4 separate regions of the Homo sapiens genome follow, and regions 1, 2 and 3 are each linked to region 4. The links are chromatin contacts, found by Hi-C or POLR2A ChIA-PET in ENCODE. All regions are on one chromosome and are shown on one strand. The core of a region is the stretch at or near the end of the contact, and the rest is flanking DNA. Distances in the headings are between cores, read along the strand shown. Region 1 holds the start of CARHSP1 (calcium regulated heat stable protein 1). Region 2 holds the start of IQCK (IQ motif containing K). Region 3 holds the start of THUMPD1 (THUMP domain 1 NAT10 acetyltransferase adaptor). Region 4 holds the start of PARN (poly(A)-specific ribonuclease).

Evidence for each region. Hi-C counts contacts between places; a loop is a spot of excess contacts on that map. ChIA-PET counts read pairs that join two places held with the same protein, here RNA polymerase II (POLR2A). Pooled maps may share reads with other maps.
Region 1: a loop to region 4 is called in a pooled map, with 20 times the contacts of the local background. The contact joins the promoter of CARHSP1 here to the promoter of PARN in region 4. A Hi-C loop is called at or near these places in 9 of 50 pooled maps. POLR2A ChIA-PET finds 5 or more read pairs at or near these places in 2 of 52 experiments (AG04450 and Caco-2).
Region 2: a map of gastrocnemius medialis shows a loop between it and region 4 (20-fold over the local background). The contact joins the promoter of IQCK here to the promoter of PARN in region 4. A Hi-C loop is called at or near these places in 1 of 168 maps with a recorded cell type or tissue (gastrocnemius medialis) and 8 of 50 pooled maps. POLR2A ChIA-PET finds 5 or more read pairs at or near these places in 1 of 52 experiments (activated CD4-positive, alpha-beta T cell).
Region 3: a map of CD8-positive, alpha-beta T cell shows a loop between it and region 4 (7-fold over the local background). The contact joins the promoter of THUMPD1 here to the promoter of PARN in region 4. A Hi-C loop is called at or near these places in 2 of 168 maps with a recorded cell type or tissue (CD8-positive, alpha-beta T cell and naive thymus-derived CD4-positive, alpha-beta T cell) and 5 of 50 pooled maps.

What each region holds. Positions count from the first base shown.
Region 1 is chr16:8,867,620-8,870,319 of GRCh38, forward strand. CARHSP1 (calcium regulated heat stable protein 1) reads right to left here and starts at 1,387. Exons shown (of 4, transcript NM_014316.4): 1 at 1,347-1,387. CARHSP1-DT (CARHSP1 divergent transcript) reads left to right here and starts at 1,662. Exons shown (of 2, transcript NR_186721.1): 1 at 1,662-1,709; 2 at 1,994-2,420. RefSeq lists an enhancer at 550-609 and a silencer at 750-1,709.
Region 2 is chr16:19,716,819-19,719,522 of GRCh38, forward strand. It overlaps IQCK (IQ motif containing K), which reads left to right and starts at 1,453. Exons shown (of 9, transcript NM_153208.3): 1 at 1,453-1,669. The coding sequence starts at 1,489. KNOP1 (lysine rich nucleolar protein 1) reads right to left here and starts at 1,409. Exons shown (of 5, transcript NM_001012991.3): 1 at 1,340-1,409. RefSeq lists an enhancer at 1,333-1,662.
Region 3 is chr16:20,740,561-20,743,260 of GRCh38, forward strand. It overlaps THUMPD1 (THUMP domain 1 NAT10 acetyltransferase adaptor), which reads right to left and starts at 1,258. Exons shown (of 4, transcript NM_017736.5): 1 at 949-1,258. The coding sequence starts at 1,179. It also overlaps a transcript of ACSM3 not described here. RefSeq lists enhancers at 444-533, 564-703, 1,004-1,053, 1,064-1,333.
Region 4 is chr16:14,628,835-14,631,534 of GRCh38, forward strand. PARN (poly(A)-specific ribonuclease) reads right to left here and starts at 1,426. Exons shown (of 24, transcript NM_002582.4): 1 at 1,273-1,426; 2 at 763-840. The coding sequence starts at 1,291. RefSeq lists enhancers at 394-917, 918-1,439, 1,440-1,962.

The DNA.
Region 1 (2,700 bases), core at 137-2,636, 5.8 Mb before region 4:
GCCTAGCTCAGCTCATTGAAAACATCTACTCCCAGCCGGGCTCTGCGCCTCTTTCTTGCCCTGAAGGGACCAGCATCGAGAACTCACGGTCATCACCGAGGCCACCCAGGGAGTGCAGAGGGCGGTGGGGTCTCCAAGGAGGACCCCGAGCCCAGAGGAGGGCCAAAGGCCCGAAGGGAGGGAGAACAGAGGCAGAGAGAGGCTGGAGAAGGTAGTGGCGGAAGATAACAGGAAGCCCTGCTGAGAAGTTGGGGACTTAGACGACAATGGGACTTCGGTGGACGATTTTCAGCGTGGGGTAGATCTAAGCGGATTGTTTTTCTAAGTTCCCTCTGGCTTCAGAGTGGCAGCAAATGACAGGGGCAAGCAAGACTGGGCACAGAGAGACTGAGAAATATCAAAACAGCAAGTTAAAAAACAGTAGCTTACGTGTCTCCCGGCACGGGGCTAGCTGCCTCCTTTTACTCTCACACACCCTCTCATGCCAGAAGAAGTCAGAGCCCAGTCTGCAGATGGGGAAACTGAGGCTCCGAGAGGCCTCCTATTTGGCAGAGATTTCCCCACCTATTAAGACCCAAGGCCCTGCCTGGAGCGGGACGTCTCCGCCTCCCCCAGCACACACATCCACTCCAACCCCAGAAAACCATAGGGCCGGAGGCTTCCTTTTTAAAAATCAAAAAAGAACATTTCACTTCCGGCCTGCAAACCTGAACCGCCAGCGCAGCCTGCGGAAAGGGGGCCTGTGGGCGCGGGTGAAGTTTTTCTCCAGCGCCTAAGGCACCCCCACCCCCATCCGGGCGCAAACACCCGGGCCCAGCGCGCCCGGCGGCTCCTCCTCCCCCAGATGCGGCTAATCGCGCGGCGCCAGGACGGCTCCCCACCTCCCCCGCCGGGCCTGGCCGCCGTCCCAACCTCGAGCCACAGCTGGCGCGGCCAGGCCCGGCGGGGGGTGGCTCTGCTTCCCGCGTGCGACGCCCCCCGCGCCTCGCCCCACCGCCCGGCGAGTCCCCCGTCCAGGGCTCCCGCCCAAAGGCAAAAGCAGCGGGGAGGGCGGGAAGAGCTTCCCCTGCACGCAGAGAACAGGTGGCCAGGCGGGAAGTACTACCCGACGTCCGCCTAGAATCCTTGCCGCTGTTGCCACACCCACCCCTTCCCCTGGGGAGGAGCAACCCGCGTTCCCCAAACAGGCCCCGAGAAACCCAGCCCGGAGCCCTCCTCTGCCGAGCTAGAAGACCCTGCAGGATGGGGGACGATGGAGGCAGAGGAGGCCGAGGCCCCACCCCTGCGGCTCCCGGGGCCGCGGGCCAGGGGCGCCTATCCTGGGGTCCCCGAGAAGAGCTCCCTACCCTGCAATCCGTTCTGCTCCGCCAGCCGCTTCGCTCCGACTGAGAGCGCGGAGCTGGGGAGGGGGCGTGGCCCGAGGGGGGGTGGGGCGCCGATCCCCGCCCCCAGGAGCTCCCGGCCAATGGGGCTGCGGGAGGGAGCCCGGGACGGTGGGGGCGGGCGGGGCGGGAGTGGCCCGGACAGGACCTTTGTGTCCGCGCCTTAGACTGGCGGGAGAGCGGAACGCAGAGCGCGGGACGTAGGGGCCGGGGCGGGGCGGGGCGGGGCGGAGCTGGGCTGCACCCACCAGCAGAAAACGCCCCTGCAAAGTGGGGGAACTGTGTCCCTGCGCCCGTGCAGTTCCTTCCCCTCGCCACGCGCGCCAGGTGCGGCTCCCACCTGCCTTTGGCTCTAAAATCTGTATAATCCCGGAGGGTGTCACTTTTAGCAGAAAGGAAATAAAGGAATGAAAAGAGAGACGGAAGAAAACAAGCAAAAAACAGAAAGGAGGAAAAGGGAAAGAAAAAATACACACGCACACACACACCAGAAAAACAGGGTTTTGTTTTCTCGTTGGGGATTTTGATTTTGTTCTCTTCTCTTGTTTCATTTCTAGCCTTCCTTGAGTCCTCTGTTTTTGGAGGTAAAAAATGTTACCTCTGTTTTGCAGGAGAGGAAACTGAGGCACAGAGAGGCGACCAGCCCATGGGCACGGCCAGTCGAGAGCAGCCCCTGAAGGCGAGCCTAGATCCCGGGACCAGGGTCAGCTTGGTATTTGAGGGGCGCGGGGAAGGAGAGAGGTCCCCGGAGCTCGCCCGGGACAACAGGGCCCCCGGAGGCGGCGGTGAGGACTGTGCCTGCCTCACTCTGCAGCCCCTATTGGGGCCACTGGGGAAAAGGCCCAGCAGCGAAACCAACTAGTCCAAGCCAGGCAAGGAACCGTCCTAGACGGCTGGTGGGAACAACCGCGCAGCTGCTGTGGAAAAAGCCCGGCGGTTCCTCAAACCACGAGCCCTGGAGTCTCCATAAAACCCATCAACTCCACTCCTAGGTGTCTGCGCGCCCAAGAGAAATAAAAATGTTTGTCCACACAAAAATTTACTTGAGGCCGGGTGCGGTGGCTCACGCCTGTAATTCCAGCTCTTTGGGAGGCCGAGGCAGGAGGATCACTTGAGCTCAGGAGTTGGAGACCAGCCTGGCCAACATGGCGAAACCCCGTGTCTATGAAAAATACAAAAATTTGCCGGGCTTGGTGGCGGGTGCCTGTAATCCCAGTTACTTGGGAGACTGAGGCAGGAGAATCACTTGAACCCGGGAGGTGGAGGTTGCAGTGAGCCAGGATCATGCCACTGCACTCCAGCCTGGGCGACAGCGAGT
Region 2 (2,704 bases), core at 203-2,702, 5.1 Mb after region 4:
AGCTAGATTGTTGGTAATCGTTTACTGCACCTAATTTTTTGTGAGACAAGGTCTGGCTCTGTTGCCCAGGCTGGAGTGCAGTGGCATCATCTCGGCTCACTGCAACCTCCACCTCCCGGGTTCAAGCAATTTTCACGCCTCAGCCTCCCGAGTAGCCGGGATTACAGGCACATACCACCACGCCCGGCTAATTTTTGTATTTTTAGTAGGGACGGGGTTTTACTATGTTGGCCAGGCTGGTCTCCAACTACTGGCCTCAGGTGATCCGCCCGCCTCATCCTCCCAAAGTGCTGGGATTACAGGCATGAGCCACCACGCCCGGCCCTACTGTGCCTAATTTATAAACTTTCTCATAGATAGTATACACAAGAAAAAACAGTTATATTTAGGGTTCGGTACTGTCTGTGGTTTCAGGCATCCACTGGGGGTTTAGGAACGTACTGCCCGCGGATAATGGGGGAGGGGGACTATTGTATTGGCATTTAAATAAGTGGGCAGAGATAAAGGAGCTTGCAAAGAAGAAGGTGCAAACCTTGAAATAGTGTAGTCAGGAGAGCCAAGACGACTTCAGAATAGGGGAGCAGTCAAGAGAGCCAAGACGACTTCAGAATAGGGGAGCAGTCAAGAGAGCCAAGACGACTTCAGAATAGGGGAGTGGCCAAGAGATCTGGTAAGAACAAAGAATCCACCGGGAGGTTGCGGGTCAACTCTTAATCCCCTTCTCTCCCCATCTCTTGCCATTTAGAAAAGTATAGCATCCTCCTCTTTAGCCCTGCGACCAAATGCATTCACTCTTTCAAGGAGAAAGGAAAAGAACGTTACAGTGCATCTCCTGCAAACGCAAACGCTTTCTCCAAAACCGCTTTTAAATTCCAGGGACAGCCTTGTGAAGATCTTTGTGAATACCCGACCTCGCAAGCTCCAGAGACTACAATAATTCACTTGCCCTAGGTTCCAAAGCCAGCAAGTGGAAAACGGAGACTGGAATTCCGCCCACAGGACTCCAAAGCCTGTGCAGCAACACCCCACTCCCCCGGCAGGATCACCAGCAGGACGCGCGGGAGCCAGGAAGTAAGATCCGTACCTCCAAGGCTCCCATGGGCCCAAGCCTCCGCATCAACAGACTGGGAGGGATTACGTGGGGTCCCAGGGCCGGCTCTGAGGCGGGAAAACTTTCTGGAGGCGGCGGCCTCAGGCCGGAGCGGGCGCACACCGACTGGAGGGGTCGGATTCAGGGATGTGGGTGGACCGCATTTCCCCATCTTCCCCGCCGCGCACTTCCTCTGGTGCAATCTCCACACCCCGCGCCGGCCCGCCTGCAACGCGCCCTGGCACTCACCGGTGGGCGAAATTTCCCCGCCTCCACGTGAGAGCCAGCTCCGCCGTGACCCGGAAGTCCACTTCGAGTCGCCGGCCCACCCTCTCGGGTTCCGGCTTCTTCCGGGTCGCGGCCTTCCGGCGAACGCGGTTACCGTGGAAACCGCGGCCATGGCGGCACCGCGGCAAATCCCCAGCCACATAGTGCGCCTCAAGCCCAGCTGCTCTACAGACTCGTCGTTCACCCGGACGCCGGTGCCCACCGTGTCTCTCGCGTCCCGCGAGCTGCCTGTCTCGTCGTGGCAGGTCACCGAGCCGTCAAGCAAGAATCTGTGGGAGCAGATCTGCAAGGGTAGGAAACCTGGGCTGGCCGAGAGGGGCGGGACCCGGGCGGCCGGACGGGGGCCGCGTTTGGGGAGCGCCCACTGTGCGCCTGTCGGCTGACGGGCGGGGCCGCCGGGCAGCGGCTCCGCGGGCCCGGGCTCCGCATTTTACGCATGGGGAAACTGAGGCTCGGAGAGGCTGGCCCGAGGTTACGCAGCGCGGACTCCAATCGCGATCCGTAGTGAGGTTAAAGGCAAGGGAACGGCGAGGGAAAGCTGAATAAAGAGAACCATGCGGTGTGGACCATTGGTTCTTAAACCTCGGTTAGTGAACCGAAAGGAATTGCTGGGGCGGGGGCCGGGGTGGGGATCTTGTTATAAACGGAGGTTCCCAGGCCCCGCCCACAGAGCTTCAAATTGGGATGCAGGGAATCTGCACTTTTTAAAAGAGCACCCCAGGTAATCCTAACGTAGGTAGTCGGTGGCCCACACGTTCAGTAACCATGGTGTGGACAAACGGGTTTTAGTCCCTTCTTGCTTCAAACCTTCCTTAACCTCCCCAGGCGGAGTTGAGCACATCTTCCTTTGTGGCTCTACTCAGTATTTGTTACTTAGGTTGGGCAAATTATTTAACTTATGACCCTGTCTGCAAAGTGGGCATAATAATGGCACCTATTTCGATGGTGTTAAGAAGATGGAACCAGATAGTCACAAAAAGTGCTTAGCAAACTGCCTGATTTTAGGAGGGCAAAAGGATTATTGGGGAAAAAAAAACACAAACTGCTCGATTTACAGAAGGAGCTACGTAAGCGCTAGTTCTTAATGAATAATGTTGGGTGGGATGTTTTCTTTTTCCTCCACTAGACCATAAGCTCCTCAAGGTCAAGGACTCAGATTTTTCATTCGTGTGGCCACCATCACTACCTAAGCTGCCTGAAACAGCGCGGTGAAACCCCGTCTCTACTGAAAATACAAAAAAAAAATTATCTGGGCGTGGTGGTGTGCGCCTATAATCTCAGCTACTTGGGAGGCTGAGGAAAGGGAATTGCTTGAACCAGGGAGGT
Region 3 (2,700 bases), core at 8-2,507, 6.1 Mb after region 4:
GCAACTCACTAGCCAGTCTTAAAGTATTCTCTTTTTTATCTAGCTCAGCAGCATCAAATAATGTGCCCATGTCCGAGTCCCCAAGCTAGTAGAGGATGAGCCGTGAATTTAAATTCCCTCTGTATTACCCTTCTTCATTTAATCCCTCAGTGTGCGTGTGTGTATTGGTCCAGATTCTAAGCCAGTAATATGATTTCCAAACACTAAGACTTTAGGTGATATTGGTAAAAGTTTTTACGTTCTAAAATGTATTTTAAGTGCAGTAACTAGCATTAGTAGTAAACCTATTATTTCAGAAATATTATTGCTTCAGGTAAACACATTATTACTCCAACTTCACGAGGCTGTCATGAAAAATGTGTTTCTGAAAGAGCTTCAGCACACCGCCTGGCCCTCAATGAGCAATCCTTAAGTGGGAGGTAGGCCGGGCTCAGTGGCTCGCGCCTGTAATCTCAGCACCTTGAGAGGCAGAGACGGGAGGATCGCTTGAGTGTAGGGTTTAGGACTACCCTGGGCCAAACAGTGAGACCCCTTATCTACAATTTACAAAACTTAGCCGAGAGTGGTGGCGCGCACTCATAGTCCCAGCTACTCTGGAGGCTGAGACAGGAGAAGTCGAGGCTTCCCTGAGCTATCATCACGCCACTGCACTCCAGCCTCGGCAACAGAGCGAGACCCTGTCTCACAAAAATAAAAATAAAAGTAATGGGAGCTACCGTGGTTACTGATGGCAAGAAAAGGTGCAAGCACTTCAAGCACAAAACCGATAGCACCGAAGTCTGCGAGCGTCTCAGGACTAGGGACGGAAACGCCGGCGAGGCCACGCCCCTACAGCCGTCACGCCGACGACCCGAGGCGCGCATGCCCATACCAGCAGCCATCCCTCCACCCTTCCCTCCTCCCGCAAGGCCTGGCAGCCGGCCCGCCCGCCCACCCCGGGACCGGTACCTTTTCTGGCCCATACATGTCGTCGCCGTATTCGTTGAGGAGGCTGTAGGCCTCCTCCACGCACTTGCGCTCGTTCATATTGCAGGTGATGAGGATGCCCTGTAGCCCGGGCTCTAGCTGACGGGGCCCGCCAGCGTCGCAGCGCCGAGCGCGCTTGGCCAGCACATACTGAGCCTTGCCTTTGCGCTTCCCGCCGCCAGGCTGAGTAGTCTGCTGGGCAGGGGCCGCCATGGTGTGCGCAAACTGAGAGGAAAGAGAAACGTTTCTCCGCTGCTGTTGGCGTCCTCGTCTATCGCCGGCGCGAACTGGTGACGTCGGATATGAGCGACGGCCTCCCCTAGCCGGCCTCGAAGCCTCATTCCGTGCTGCGCCAGGTCCTAAGGCCGGTCTGCAATCGTGAAAGGGGTGGAGTGATACCCGCCCAAGCCCCGCCTCCTGCCCCGCCTCCCGACTGCAACCTGAATCCAGTAGAGGCAGCATAGCAGCCATTCTGGAAGTGGTGTCGGTGGCTCCTCAAGCCCTTGAAGCTGGCTCCAGCCATATAGCTTCTTCCACCCAACCTTGGTACCTGTTCCTCCAGCCTTCCCTATAATTCTGCCAGCTACTGTGGAGGAAAAGTTAAATATTAAATTTGAACTCAATTGAACGTGGACACAATGGTCAAGTCCCGTAACAGGTTGCATGAGCCCCTTGAGGCATTCATTCATCCAGCACTGTTACAGATAACTCTGTACCTGTACTTGAGTTATTGAAAAACAGACAATCACAGAAACAAGTTGACCTTTATGTGTTCCTTGAGCCCAGTCGAGAAGGGCCCTCGTGACTGGGCCTCATGCCAATCAACGCATTACAAAAAGAGCCAGGGTCGGCCGGGCACGGTGGCTCACGCCTGTAATCCCAGCACTTTGGGAGGCCAAGGCAGGCAGATCACGAGGTCAGGAGATGGAGACCATCCTGACCAACATCTCTACTAAAATGCAAAAAATTAGCCAGGCGTGGTGGCGCGCACCTGTAGTCCCAACTACTCGGGAGGCTGAGGCAGGGGAATCACTCGAACTCGGGAAGCGGCGGTTGCAGTAAGCCGAGATCGTGCCATTGCACTCCAGCCTGGCAACAAAGCGAGGCTCTGTCTCAAAAAAAAAAAAAAAATGAGCCAGGGTCCCAGGCCACACGGAAGCTTCTTGAGACCCCTCCTCCTCTGTGCACGGACAAGTGGCTGACTCTGGAGCCCAGGCTGTTGCTTCCCGGTCTGGTGATGAATCCAACATAGTCTGGTGCGTGTAAATATATATATATATATATATATTTTTTTTTTTTCCCTTCTCCCCTTCCCATTGCAATTTGCTTACTATATCATTTGCTTATTATATCTGCATTGCCATTTACGTGGGATAAAGGTTGTTTACCCCCAAAGGTATTGTATGTTTGTCTATTTTTTTTTTTTTTTTTTGAGATGGAGTCTCGCTCTGTCGCCCAGGCTGGAGTGCAGTGGTGCGATCTGGGCTCACTGCAAGCTCCGCCTCCCAGGTTCACCCCATTCTCCTGCCTCCCTCCCGAGTAGCTGGGACTACAGGCGCCCGCCACCACGCCCGGCTAATATTTTTTATTTTTAGTAGAGACGGGGTTTTACCGTGTCAGTCAGGATGGTCTCAATCTCCTGACCTCGTGATCCACCCGCCTCGGCCTCCCAAAGTGCTGAGATTACAGGCGTGAGCCACCGCGCCTGGCCGTATTTTGTCTTGTTTTTTCCCC
Region 4 (2,700 bases), core at 176-2,675:
GGAGTGAACCGTTCATATTGACATCAGCAATTTAAAAACTAGTCTTTGCTCCCCCTAAAAAAGGGGAAAAAAAATTTGCAACTTTAAGTGTCAGTGAAGTATTTCCTGTATACACACCTGTTGAGGCAGGCAATGAACACGTCCACTAATGCATAAAGAAATATCTCATTTATCTGCAAAAACCTGACCCTAGCCGGTCACAAAAGGGCAAATATTGTAAGATTCCACTTATATGAGATGTTAAGGGCAGTCAAATTCAGAGACAAATGGCGGTTGCTAAAGGCTGGGCGAAAGGAGAAATGGGGAGTTTAATGTGTAAAGAGTTTCAGACTGTGAAGATGAAGAAGTCCTAGAGATGGATGGTGATGTTTGCACAGCAATGTGAATGTACTTAATGCCACTTAACTGTAAAGCCACTTAAAATGGCAAATTTCATGTTATACCTATTTTACAATCAAGAAAAAAAACAGTCTGACCCTAATCCTCAAGCTCTCTGCAATGTACACGCCGCACTGTTTTAAGCAGCATCAAAACCATCATCTCTATCTGAGATCCTGAGTCCAATCACAAACCTACGGCGTATCTTCATTTCTTTCGTGCTTTTGAAACGTTTAAAGGGTAACACTGAGACCTGTGAAACCCGCCCAAGGCTACTAACAGCAAGAGGCCACCACCAAGCATAAGAAGTTGGGGGCTGGGGGATTGAAGGAGCCTTGGCTATGCACTGCAAAGTGCTAGCCTGAGCTTGCAAGGGAGGGATACCTGAAAACTCCCCATCGATGGCGAAGAAGTCGGCCTCCTCTATGGCCTGGTACACTTTGTGAAGATTACTCTTAAAATCTGCGGAGAAACCGAAAAGAGGCTCAGAACCAGTGGCCTGAATTCCTGCTAAGGGGAGAGGGAAGGAGGGCCGAGGAGCTCCCGAGGCTGAGAGCCGGAAGGGGAAAAGTCCCGGAGGTGTGCACCGGGGCGAGGGGAATCAAGTCCTCGAGGGGTGCATGGGTCAGGGGGGACAAGCCCCGGGGGGTGCCCGGCCCGGAGAAGGACAAGGCCCCGGATGGTGCCGGGGTTGGAGGAGTAAGTACAAGGCTCCTAGGGTGCACGGTCCGCAGCCGGAAAAGACCCCAAGAGGCGCACCGGCTTAAGGAGGGAAAAGCCCTGAGGGGCTGCCTCAGCCCCAGGCCCAGCCAAACACGCCGGCCATGGTCTCGGCCTAGCAGGCCAGGGGCAGCCGGGTGTGGGGAGGCGGGGAGGTGTACGGCGGACACGCACTGCTCCTGATTATCTCCATTCTGCAGAGTGGCCGGAACCTTGGCCCCACCCGGGCCCGCGCCCGCCTCAGCGGTTCTACTCGCCGAATTCCGCGGCGACTGCGGCAGTAGCTGAGGCAGCCGCAGCGGTGACGCCGGCCGCGACTTCCGGAAACAGCGCGCGCCTGCTGCGCTTGCGTCAGCGCCTGCGCGGCGGCGGGGGCGGGGCCAAGGCTGGGCTCCTTTCCCTCCTTATAGGGACAGGGGAGGGGCGTGGCTATCGAAGTCCCCAAGGCGTGGCCTAATTTGTGCGGGCTTTCACTTCAGTAGAAAAAATGTGCATGTCTCGACATCCAGTCGACCAGGAAATACTGACTGGGTTTCTGTGATATGCTAGCCACTCTTACAGGGGTGGAGATACAGTGATGAACAGGAAGACGTGCTCCCTGCCCCATTGTAGCTTAAACTTGGGGTAAGGGGAAATTCAGGCAGGAGTGAAACTTGCCATTTGGTAACACATGAAAATCGCTATTAAGAAAAAGAGCGGGGCGATGTAATAGAGAATAATGGGATCCGGGTGCGGTGGCTCACGCCTGTAAGCCTAACACTTTGGGAACCCGAGGCGGGAGGATCCGTTGAACTGAAGAGTTCGAGACCAGCCTGGACAGCATAGTGAGACCTGTCTCTTAAAAAAATAAAATTAGGCCGGACCCGGTGGCTTATGCCTGTAATCCCAGCACTTTGGAAGGCCGAGGCGGGCGGATCACGAGATCAGGAGTTCGAGACCAGCCTGGCCAACATAGTGAAACCCTGTCTCTACTAAAAATATAAAAATTGGCTGGGCTTGGTGACTCATGCCTGTAATCCTAGCGATTTGGGAGGCAGAAGCGGGCGGATTACCTGAGGTCAGAAGTTCAAGAGCAGCCTGGCCAACATGGTGAAACCCTGTCTCTATTAAAAATACAAAAAATTAGCCGGGTGCAGTGGTGCGCGCCTGTAATCCCAGCTATTCGGGAAGCTGAGGCAGGAGAATCTCTTGAACCTGGGAGGCGGAGGTTGCTGTGAACCGAGATCACGCCACTGCACTCCAGCCTGGGTGACAGAACGAGACTTGTTTTCAAAAAAAAAATTAAATTAAATTAAAAGAATAATAGGGGTTGTTACTTAGGTGATCACGGAAAGCAAAGCTGAGACCCTTAGCTACTGCATTAGCCTCTGGGAATACTATGTCGAGTGCAACATATGAGGCCCGGCCCTAATGGAATTGTATGTTGGTTTGGGGTTGCTGTTCTCCAATGCCTAGCACTGGGCTGACACGTAGTAGACACTCAATAAGCATGGGTTGAATGAATACATTCAGGTTGGTCTTTCACAAAAGCCAACTATGAAAAGTTGGTTAGTGCCGGATGCGATGGCTCACGCCTGTGATCCTGGCACTTTGGGAGGCCGA